Regions from separate parts of the Homo sapiens genome. Here region 1 is linked to region 2. Evidence: chromatin contacts called from ENCODE Hi-C or POLR2A ChIA-PET data. All regions are on one chromosome and are shown on one strand. Each heading gives the region's core, a stretch centred on a gene start or an enhancer-like site at or near the end of the contact. The rest is flanking DNA. Distances are from core to core; before and after follow the strand shown.

The links. A loop is a pair of places that touch in the nucleus more often than their neighbours do. ChIA-PET counts read pairs that join two places held with the same protein, here RNA polymerase II (POLR2A). Pooled maps may share reads with other maps.
Region 1: a loop to region 2 is called in a pooled map, with 3 times the contacts of the local background. The contact joins two enhancer-like sites. A Hi-C loop is called at or near these places in 3 of 50 pooled maps. POLR2A ChIA-PET finds 5 or more read pairs at or near these places in 2 of 52 experiments (H1 and Panc1).

Annotation. Positions count from the first base shown.
Region 1 is chr11:67,377,818-67,383,201 of GRCh38, reverse strand. All of the region lies in intron 2 of LOC100130987 (a long non-coding RNA gene), which reads right to left. Among named protein-coding and RNA genes, the nearest start is that of CLCF1, 6.9 kb to the right of the region's middle. RefSeq lists enhancers at 2,213-2,262, 3,107-3,828. Within about 2 kb of position 1,766, at least 7 of the 41 ENCODE cell types and tissues checked have a DNase peak (open chromatin) inside an H3K27ac peak, as active enhancers do.
Region 2 is chr11:66,888,939-66,894,328 of GRCh38, reverse strand. The region is part of intron 3 of PC (pyruvate carboxylase); the gene reads left to right. Among named protein-coding and RNA genes, the nearest start is that of LRFN4, 35 kb to the right of the region's middle. RefSeq lists an enhancer at 1,722-1,791. Within about 2 kb of position 2,013, at least 7 of the 41 ENCODE cell types and tissues checked have a DNase peak (open chromatin) inside an H3K27ac peak, as active enhancers do.

The DNA.
Region 1 (5,384 bases), core at 517-3,016, 490 kb before region 2:
ACACTGGAATTACAGGCCCCCTTGGAGCGCAAGTGAGGTAAGTTTAGGACAAATAAAAGGCAGTGTGCTTCACCCAGCAGGGGAGGACGCTGATGGAACTCATTATCCCAAGATGTCGTCTCAGCTGGAAATAGAAACAGCTTCACAAAAGATTTAGATACATCCATGGATGATGGCTCCATTCATGGGTTAGAAGGGGAAGGAGGCTGTTTGAGGCCCGTCCCCCAGGGCAGGCATCAGGGAGGTGGCCCGGTCTCCCTAAGACCCCCCTTTGCACTCCTGTTAGAGGCAGGCTTCTGGCAACATGGACCCCAAGAGGCAACGTGGAGTCCCGTAAGTTAGAGCCTGACCTGTGTCCCTGGCCTTTTCCTCAACCTCCCCAATACTCAGCATCCACTGTTGGGGAGAGATAAGGTGCCACCAGCTTCAGGGAAAGCATCCCGGCTGGGCTGTCCCCTAAGAGACCAGCAGAGGGAGACAGACACCGTGTCCAGTCCCAGCTTCGGGAACAGAGACCTTGCTGATCCGCCTTGGGCAGGCCTCTGTGGGGGCAGTTTTGTGCTCATGTTGTGCGGGGTGGGACAGAAGGGGACAGAGAGGGCATCCTCCCAGGCTGAGACAGGCTTATTACTGGGGAGATGGGGGCAGGGAGGAGATTTTTAGGAACTAGGGGCAGGGTGAGGAGGAGGCTACTAATTAAGAGCCGGGTGGCTCCAGAGCCAGGCTGCCTGCCTGTGTAACTTGGAAAAGTTATATAACTCTGTGCCTCAGTTTACCCATGGTAAAATGGCAACTACAACAGCACCGGCCTCAGGAGGGCTATGTGAGATTGCGTGCTGTATTCAAATGCTTCACTGCAGTGCCAGAGAATTGGGAAGAGCTCAGTAAATGGGAGCGATAGCCTACACCGTGGGGAGATCAGAGGACTCTCCCGTCTCCTTAGAGCTCCGGAGCTTGCAAAGCCCTTTTACTTTATTATCTCATCTGGGCCTCACCGAACCCTGGAGGTTTGGTGAGGCTAAGAGGCTCACTTTTTTTTTTTTTTTTTTTTTTTTTGGAGATGGGGTCTCACTCTGTCACCCAGGCTGGAGTGCAGTGGCTCAATAGCTCACTACAGCCTTGAACTCCTGGGCTCAAGCAATCCTGTCACCTCAGCCTCCCAAGTAGGTAGGACTACAGGTGTGTGCCACCATGCCTGGCTAATTTTTTGGGGAAGTAGGGGGGGATCTTGCTATGTTGCCCAGGCAGGTCACTTATAAGTGGTAGATCTGGGCTTTCTGATGCTAAAGAATCCAGGGATCTTTCTCAAGTTCCCTGCTGAGCTGGAGGCTGGAGGAGGCCTGCTCCAGGTGCCCTTGTCTGCACTGAGCCTCCTGGCAGGCCGCCCATATCTCTAGTTGGTATTGAAGTTATCTTGCCCACTGTCCCACCAGCTCCCGAGTCCCTGGCAGGCAGGCTGTGTTTCTCTGTAGGTCCACACTGTTCAGCAAGGCATATATAGCAGGGGCTTCCAAAAGCTTTTGGGAGGTGACGGGATTCCATGGGTCTGAATGCCAGCTCCTCCCCAGCTCCTGTCCTGGTTCCAGGTCAGGTGTGGCCCCCCACTTTTTGCCACTCAAATTCTCCCTGCCGTATCTCCAAAATCTCCCGACGTCTCCCTCTTCTGACCTCTCCTTTCTCTGCATCATAGCCCTTTGTATATCTCCTTAAGTTCCTGTTTCATTTTGAAATCTTGCAACAGTCAAAGGCTAAAACGGAAATATGTACAGAGTGCTCTGTTAAGGACCACAAGGTGGGCCTCAGAAAGATGGCTGTGGGTGCTAGAAAGCGGGTGAGCCTCAAATTAGCTGGGCATGATGGTGGGTGCCTGCCTCCCAGCTACTCGGGAGACTGAGGCGGGAGAATAGCTTGAACCCGGGAGGGGGAGGTTGCATTGAGCCGAGATCACGCCACTGGACTCCAGCCTGGGTGACAGAGAGAGACTCTGTCTCAAATAAAAAAAAAAAAGAAAGTGGTTGAGCTCTTCATAGACCTAAACCACCCATGTCTTCTAGACAACCTGAAAGCCTAGGACGGGGCTGGGTCAAGACTGGTTGGTTTCTCTCATGCCTTCAGAGCTGACTGTGCCATGAGACTCCACCCTTCCCACCTCCAGCCCTCTTCAACCCACTGAAGTCCTACAAGAATCTCTTGGGGACAAAAGAGGAGAGAGATGAGACGGGTCCTTAGAGAGCACTTATAACACAAAGTGGAGAGCAGCAAGGGCCCTGGAGAGTGAAGTCTGTGGTGGGGAGCAGAGCTGGGATGACAGTGACAGGCTTCAGGAAGAAGGCAGAAGAACAAAGGGTCTAGATGAGTAGCCATGGGGAGCTCACGAGGGGCAGCTGCATTGTGGGTAGAGAGGACACCATTAGCAAAGACAGAGGGATACGGTATGAGGGGTAGGTAACAAGATTCTTTAACATTATTGGCTGGGCGAGGTGGCTCACGCCTGTAATCCCAGCACTTTGGGAGGCTGAAGCAGGCAGATTGTTTGATATCAGGAGTTTGAGACCAGCTTGAGCTACATGGCAAAACCCTGTTTCTACAAAGAAATACAAAAAAATTGGCCGGGAGTGGTGGCTCATGCCTGTAATCGCAGCACTTTGGGAGGCCAAGGCGGGCAGATCACCTGAGGTCAGAAGTTCGAGACCAGCCTGGCCAGCATGATGAAACCCTGTCTCTATTAAAAATACAAAAATTAGCAGGCGCCTGTAATCCCAGCTATTCAGGAAGGTGAGGCAGGAGAATCGCTTGAACCTGGGAGTTGGAGGTTGCAGTGAGCCGAGATCGCACCATTGCACTCCAGCCTGGGCAACAGAGCAAGACTCTGTCTCAAAAAAAAAAAAAAGAAAAAAGAAATACAAAAAATTAGACAGGCATGGTGATATCCATCTGTAGCTACTCAGGAGGCTGAGGTGGGAGGATCTCTTGAGCCTGGGAAGTCGAGGCTGCAGTGAGCCATGATTATGCCACTGCACTCCAGCCTGGACTCTGTCTCAAAAATAAATAAATAAATAAATAAAACATCATTGATTGCTTCTAAGTGCCAGCAATTTGACCTATACTCACTCAGTTGTCCCTCATTCAGTTTTACATGGAGAAAACAGAGGTGTGGAGGGTTAGAGACTTGGTGGGGGTCACACAGCTGGTGGAGGCGGAGCAGGCACTCTCCCAGTGGTGCTGGAATGGCAGGCCCGTGAGATGGGACATCCCATCACTGGGATGGCCCCAGGGAAGGCGGTGTCCATCCTTTGACCCCAGGGGCCCCTAGAGCGGGAGCCCAGACAGTCTGGAGAAAGCTGGGAGAAGCCTGACAGAGGGGAGGACAGCGGGGTAGGAGGGGAGGAGAGCTCGGGAGGAGCCGGCATGACTCAGCAGGGCAGGATAAAGATCTTCCAGCCCAGGGAGAGGCAACCCCACTTCTCTGCCAGGGGAGACGGAGTCACAGAGCCCGCGGCATGGGCTGGCCAGGGCAATGGAACATCCTGGGAGAACGGCGGGGAAAGCTCCTGGTGGGCGAGGGAGGAGTGGGGCACCTGGGGGCATCCCTTCTGCCCTGCCCTCCACACACCCGTCACTCAGACACCCTGGCAGATGAGGAGGCCGCGCCCAGCTAGGGCAGGAGAGGGACAGGCAGAAGGCCCCGTTCCTCTCAGCTTCTCTCTGGCTTCCCCGGGAAGCAGGGGGTGTTGGGGGGAGTCCTTTGGGAAGCCTGAGCTGGGTCAGGTGTGGGTGGGGACCCAGGGCAGGGTAGGGCCATTGCTGAGGTCAGAAGAGGCCCTCTGCCTCTGGGTTTCCGCTGACATCACAGCCAGCTTAGGGTGAGGCAGGGCCCTCTAGACTCCTGTCTACTGGAGGGCAAGGGAAAGTGTGTGCATACACACATAGACACACACACACACACACACACACACACCCTGCCTTTCCTTCCCTCTCCTGCCCTCGGGGGCCCCAGTGGTGCCTGCACACGCACACTGGAGGGTGTGCACACGAGGCAGTGGAAAGGAGGGCCTCCTCCTGGGGATGCCGAATCCCAGGGAATGTCCTGGGTGGGACCTCTGAACCTACCTAGGGCTCACTTTGCCCTCAGGAAGCAAAGGGAAGCCCTTGCTCTTGTTCTGCTGGCGGGGGTGGTGGTCATCTGACTCCCAGTTTAATGCTCATTCCAGGATTCCCAACTCCCTGCTAATGGAATCCAGAGCTCTAGCTGAGCCCTCCAGTGTGGGAAGACGATGTGAGGCACCTGGCCCATCTGCACATTGCCAGTTCACGTAAGGGGTCGGTGGTGGGCAGGAAACCCAGGTCTCCCTGTGCTCCAGGCCAGGACTCTCCAGGCACTGGAGGACTCTCTTTATGCCCCAAGCAACATCTGAGTGACCTGAAGAGACCAGCTGTGCCAGGCTAGATGCCTCATAGCCAGGGGCACTCAACCAAGTCCTGCTGTTGCTGAAGTCTGTTCCCAGCACCCGGACTCCTCTTTTCAAGATGTGCCTCTGGCCCTCTTCCCCAGGCTGGCACCTGCATGGTGGAGTTAAAAGAGCATGTTGCTGAAGTTGGATAGCACTGGGTTCCAGTCCTGGTTCTACCACTGCCAGGCTTGTGTGACCTCAGACAAGTGACTCTGTCTTATGAAGCCTCAGGTTCCTCATGTATAAGTAGGGAAATGATAGCTCCTGTCTCGGAGTTACTGTAAAGATGAAATAAACTAGGCCGGGTGTGGTGGCTCACGCCTGTAATCCCAGCACTTTGGGAGGCCGAGGCGGGCAGATCATGAGGTCAGGAGATCGAGACCATCCTGGCCAACACAGTGAAACCCCGTCTCTAATAAAAATACAAAAAAAAAAAAATTACCCGGGCATGGTGGCGGGCGCCTGTAGTTCCAGCTACTCGGGAGGCTGAGGCAGGAGAATGGCATGAACCCGGGAGGCGGAGCTTGCAGTGAGCTGAGATGGTGCCACTGCACTCCAGCCTGGGCGACAGAGCGAGACTCCGTCTCAAAAAAAAAAAAAAAAAACAAACATGAAATAAAATAGCCCGCGAAAGCCTTAGCACTGTGCCTGATGTGGGGAACAGCTGCGTGCGCGTAAACTATTGTTAGTATTTCAGCAAAATAAATGTCAGTGAGAAATACCAGCATCACAGCAGGCTGGAGGAGTCACTGTAGCAGGCATCTGCCTCTTCTCCCAACACGCAGGTCAGCCTCCGCCCCTCCACCCCACCCCCTAGGGCTCCTCTCTGTGTCCCCAGCACCAAAACTTAGGGAATGTTTGGTGAACAAATGAATGAATGAGTGAGTGTCCCTACTCACCTCTGTGGGTTTCTCCAACACACCTGTCAGGAGG
Region 2 (5,390 bases), core at 764-3,263:
CAGGTGCTAGGATTTCTGAGAACAAAGAGGAGGCAGCTGGGCTGCAGCTGGAGAATCCGGGAGGCTGGGGCATGGGGGGACAAGGCTGGACAGGCAGGGTGCACTAATTTTGGGGGAGGTCCCCAAGGAGACTTGAGTTTCCCACCTACAGACAGTGGGGAGTCAGAGAATTACCCCACTTTTCAGGAAGAGTGCCGTCATGCCTGTATTTGGGGATGCTAGCTATCCCTAGTACCTAATGTGGATTGGTAGCTAGAGCTGTGGTAATGAGTAGGAGGTTTTTACGATAGTTAAGTAGTAAGAAGAGGACATTTCAGGGTCCTCTTCTTAGAAATGAAAAGAGGGAAGGATGTGAGGGATTAAAGAGGTAAAACTGCCCAGACTTCTTGACCAGATGGTAGGTGAGGGAGGGGAAGAGCTAAAGAAGACCCTAAGCTTAACCCTTGGTGACCAGGGAGAGGGTGGTGAGGAAGGAAGGAGGAGGTGTCTGGTTGGGTTTGGTGTATGTGTGCAGTTTGGGAGGGGGAGTGAGGGGGTAGGGGGCGGGGGCTAAGTTCTGCTATAGAATAGGCATTTGCCATGTCCACCAAAAAGCGTGATTTTACACCCCCACGCTTCAACCTCCAAGTGCCTGTGTTGATGGAGAGAGAGAAAGAAGGTGTTGAGAGCAGGGGTAAAGAAATCAGTCCCTTAGAAGACAAAAGAATAATTTTCCAGTTGTTAAATGAGATTCTCAAAAGAATTTTTATGTTGATATCCTCAAAGATTAATTCATGTTGCAGAATGTCATTGGAACTACCTTAAGACATTGATAGAGTGCCTGTCTGCTGTCTTCCTTAGCTCATCCTCATGTTTTGATCAAATTAAGTACTTGGACACCAGGTCTGTAAAAAAGAAAAGAGCCTTCTTTATTTGGGTTCTGTAGGCAAAAGGGAGAGTGGAGAAGCGACTCTGTCTACGCTGCTCCCCTCACTCCCCGTCTCTGGGCCCTTCTGGGATTTGCATGCCACCCACTGCTCTGTCAGGAGTGGCTCTTAGGGAAGTGAGGAAAGGGCCTTGATTATAGTGTTTGCCAATTTCTGTGGCATAAATATGCCCACTGTGGCCCGTGTCAGGCTACCAACGTGATGTCATAGCACAGAGCTGGAGTCAGGCAAGCCCGTGGGAGTGAGTCGTGCCCTGGGGTCACAGTGGGGGTCCTCACTGACACGGTGCAGCTGGACAGCAGAATCTCATCTTTCAGGTCGTCTGACTTGTTCTAAGGGTCTGTCAGGGTTGAATCATGCTTGCCAAGTAGCATCTTAAAAGATATTTCCACTGCAGCAGCCCCAGCCCTTCAACCTGGGCTTCTGTGGCCTTCTAATTCTTCCTTCTCTGCCTCCCCTCCACCCACCCCCACATCATCAGCAGCAGATCCAACATGAATACCAAACACTCACAGTTAATACTAAAAGCCAACAATTTTTTTTTTTTTGAGATGGAGTCTTGCTCTGTCACCCAGGCTAGAATGCAGTGGCGCCATCTTGGCTCACTGCAACCTCCACGTCCTGGGTTCAAGCGATTCTCCTGCCTCAGCCTCCCGAGTAGCTGGGAAGCTGGGATTATAGGCGCCCGCCACCGTGCCTGGCTAATTTTTTTGTATTTTTAGTAGAGACGGGGTTTCACCATCTTGGCCAGGCTGGTCTTGAACTCCTGACCTCATGATCCACCCACCTTGGCCTCCCAAAGTGCTGGGACTACAGGCGTGAGCCACCGCGCCCGGCGACATTTTTCTTAAAGTTCAATCTCTCATCTCTGATGCAGCTCGCACTCATTATTGCCATCCTTGGAGCAGCTGTGGCAAACGAGTAGCTTGGATGTCAGTAGGAAGTCTTGTCTCTACAGGCTGACCTGCCTGGACTGTTGCTTTGCCCTTTTGGTTGTGCGTTCTGGAACGTGATGCCTGTGCTTGTCAGCCTTGATGAGTCACATTGAAAAAGCTCTTAGTCATCCCAGGCCCTGGCTGAGTCAGTGTATTGGGTGACACCTGTGGCCAAGCACTGGCTGTTTTACAACTGAGACTGTCCCAGAACTCTTAGGCACTCTGGTCTCAGGGGAAGTGTTCTTCATCTAGTTCAAGGCCAGTCTTTCACCCGAGCCTCGCAGCCTTGTTCCCGGACTCGCCCCACCTTTTATTCTCATCCTTCCTTCTTCAACTTGTCATTCCCTCTCAACTCCTTCCCCTTCCTCTTCCTATAACTTGCTAAACATCCTCCCAAGCGTCTGCCATGGGTATAACAGAGAATGGATTCATGCCTAGAATACATAAAGATTTATTACAGCTCAGTAAGAAAAAGACAACCAGCCCAGCAGAAAAGTGGGCAAATGATGTGAACAGGCAGTTCACAAAAGGAAAAACCTAAAAATATATCCACAATCATAAGAAAATAGCCAACTTCAGTAATAATCAGGGGACTGAAAATTAAAATGATACCATTTTATACTACAAGGTTGACAGAAATCAAAGTCTAACAATATAACAGTTGGTAAAGATGTGGGGAGATAGACATTCTGTTGTATTTCTAGTGGCTGTGTAAATTATTAGGATAACTACCTTGAGACTTATTTGGCAATATTGATATTAAAAACTTGCCTATTGGCTGGGTGCGGTGGCTCACGCCTGTAATCCCAGCACTTTGGGAGGCTGAGGTGGGTGGATCACCTGAGGTCAGGAGTTCACGACCAGCCTGACCAACGTGGTGAAACCCGTCTCTACTAAAAATACAAAATTAGTCGGGCATGGTGGTGCATTCCTGTAATCCCAGCTACTCGGGAGGCTGAGGCTGGAGAATCGCTCGAACCCGGGAGGCGGAGGTTGTGGTGAGCTGAGATCGCGCCATTGTACTCCAGCCTGGGCAACAAGAGCAAAACTCTGTCTCAAAAAAACAAAACAAAACAAAACAAACAAAAAACAAAAAAACTTGCCTATTAGGTGGGCACAGTGGCTCATGCCTGTAATCCCAGCACTTTGGGAGGCCAAGGTGGGCAGATCACCTGAGGTCAGGAGGTAAAGACCAGCCTGGCCAACATGGTGAAACCCTGTCTCTACTAAAAATACAAAAAAAATTAGTTGGGCATGTTGGCGCACATCTGTAATCCCAGCTACTCAGGAGGCTGAGCCAGGAGAATCACTTGAACCTGGGAGGCGGAAGTTGCAGTGAGCCGAGATCGCGCCACTGCACTCAAGCTTGGGCGACAGAGCGAGACTCTGAAAACAAAAACAAAAACAAAAAAAAACCCCATGCCTATTGTCTGACGCAGCAATTCCAATTCTAGGTATATGTCCTAGAGAAATTTTTGCACATTTTCTATATGGGGTCAAAGTTATTCATTTTTTAACACTTTTAATCGACTACTTTTATATAGACACAAAAATAGAGCAAATAGTATAATGAACTCTATGTACCTGTCGCCCAGCTTCAACAATGATCATTTTGTCAGCCTATACAACACAGTTCTTAATTGCTAAAAATTGGAAACAACCGCGGCGGGGGAGGTGGCTCATGCCTGTAATCCCAGCGCTTTGGGAGGCTGAGGTGGGTGGATCGCCTGAGGTTGGGAGTGGAGTTCGAGATCAGCCTGACCAACATGGAGAAAACCCATCTCTCCTAAAAATACAAAATTAGCCGGGCATGGTGGCACATGCCTGTAGTCCCAGCTACTCGGGAGGCTGAGGCAGGAGAATCGCTTGAACCTGGGAGGCAGAGGTTGCACTGAGCCAAGATCACGCCATTGCACTCCAGCCTGGGTGATAGAGTGAGACTCCATCTCAAAAAAAAAAAAAAAAAGATGAAACTGCCTTATTTATTTATTTATTTTTTGAGATGGAGTCTCGCTCTGTCACTCCAGCCCAGGCAACAAGAGTGAAACTCCATCTCAAAAAAAAAAAAAAAAATGGGAAACAATCTATTTGTCACTGCCTTAGTCTGGGCTGCTATAACACAATACCATAGGTTCATTAAACAGCAGAAATGCATTTCTCACAGTCCTAAAGACCAGAAAGTGCAAGATCAAGTGTCAGCAGATTCAGCGTCTGGTGAGGGCCCACTGCCCGGTTCATAGATCACTGTGTTCTCACGGACAAAGGGGAAACAGAGTTGTCTGATCTCTTCTGTGAGGCTTCTAATCCCATTCAGGAAGGCTCTGCTACCAGCCGCTAATCTTCTCCCCGAGGCCCCACCTTCTGACACTGCCACATTGGTTAGGGTTTCAGCATAGGAATTTGGTGTGGACACAAACATTCAGGCAATAGCAGTCCCTCATTCGGCATGTACAGATTGCGATATGTCTAATAGAACATTGTGCAGTCATTCGTGAAGTAGGTCTACTGTATTAACATGGAGAGATTTCAAATATATATTGGGTAAAACAAGTTAAAATGATTATATCATTTATGAAAAAAATTAGAACATATGGTTATGGGCACACAAATATCCAGGTGAAATCAACAAAGGGGAAGTAGTAACTCTGCATTGTGGGCCCCCTGGGAGAAAAGGAGAAAAGGACCCGGAATGGTATTAGGAAGAATCACAAAGGAACTGCACCTGTTTGCAGAGTGTGGTTTTTTTTCCCTTTTGGTAAGTTTAACTTTTATTTTATCAAAATAATACATGTGAGACTGGGCACATTAGCTCATGCTTGTAATCCTAGCACTTTGGGAGGCCAAGGCAGGCGGATCACTTGAGGTCAGGAGTTGGAGACCAGCCTGGCCAACATAGTGAAACCCCCATCTCTACTAAAAATACAAAAATATTAGCTGGGCGTGGTGGCGGGTGCCTGTAATCCCAGCTACTCGGGAGGCTGAGGTGGGAGAATTGCCTGAACCTGGGAGGCGGAGATTGCAGTGAGCCGAGATCATGCCACTACACTCCAGCCTGGGTGACAGAGTGAGACGCTCTCAAATAATAATAATAATACATGTGGACACTTCTGAAAGTCAGATTGTACCCTGAGGCTCATTTGCCCCCGCCACCCCTGTCCCACTGCCCTCCCCATGAGTGCCTCCCAGAGGCTGCCCTGCAACTCCTGTTCCCCACGGCATTGCTCTGTTTAGTGGTCTCCTTTGATGGAAGATTGAGCTCACTTTTACTGCCCTCCCCATCTCAAACCCTGCCCCACACATGTACCCACTTTCCCTCCCTTCACCCTGCATGGTTATATAGAAACACTTTTAAGTACATTTTCAGAATTTACATTTTTGTTTTGTTTTGTTTTTTGAGATGGAGTCTCACTCTGTCACCCAGGCTGGGGTGCGGTGTCGCGATCTCGGCTCACAGCAACCTCCGCCTCCTGGGTTCAAGCGATTCTCCTGCCTCAGCGTCCTGAGTAGCTGGGATTACAGGCATGCACCA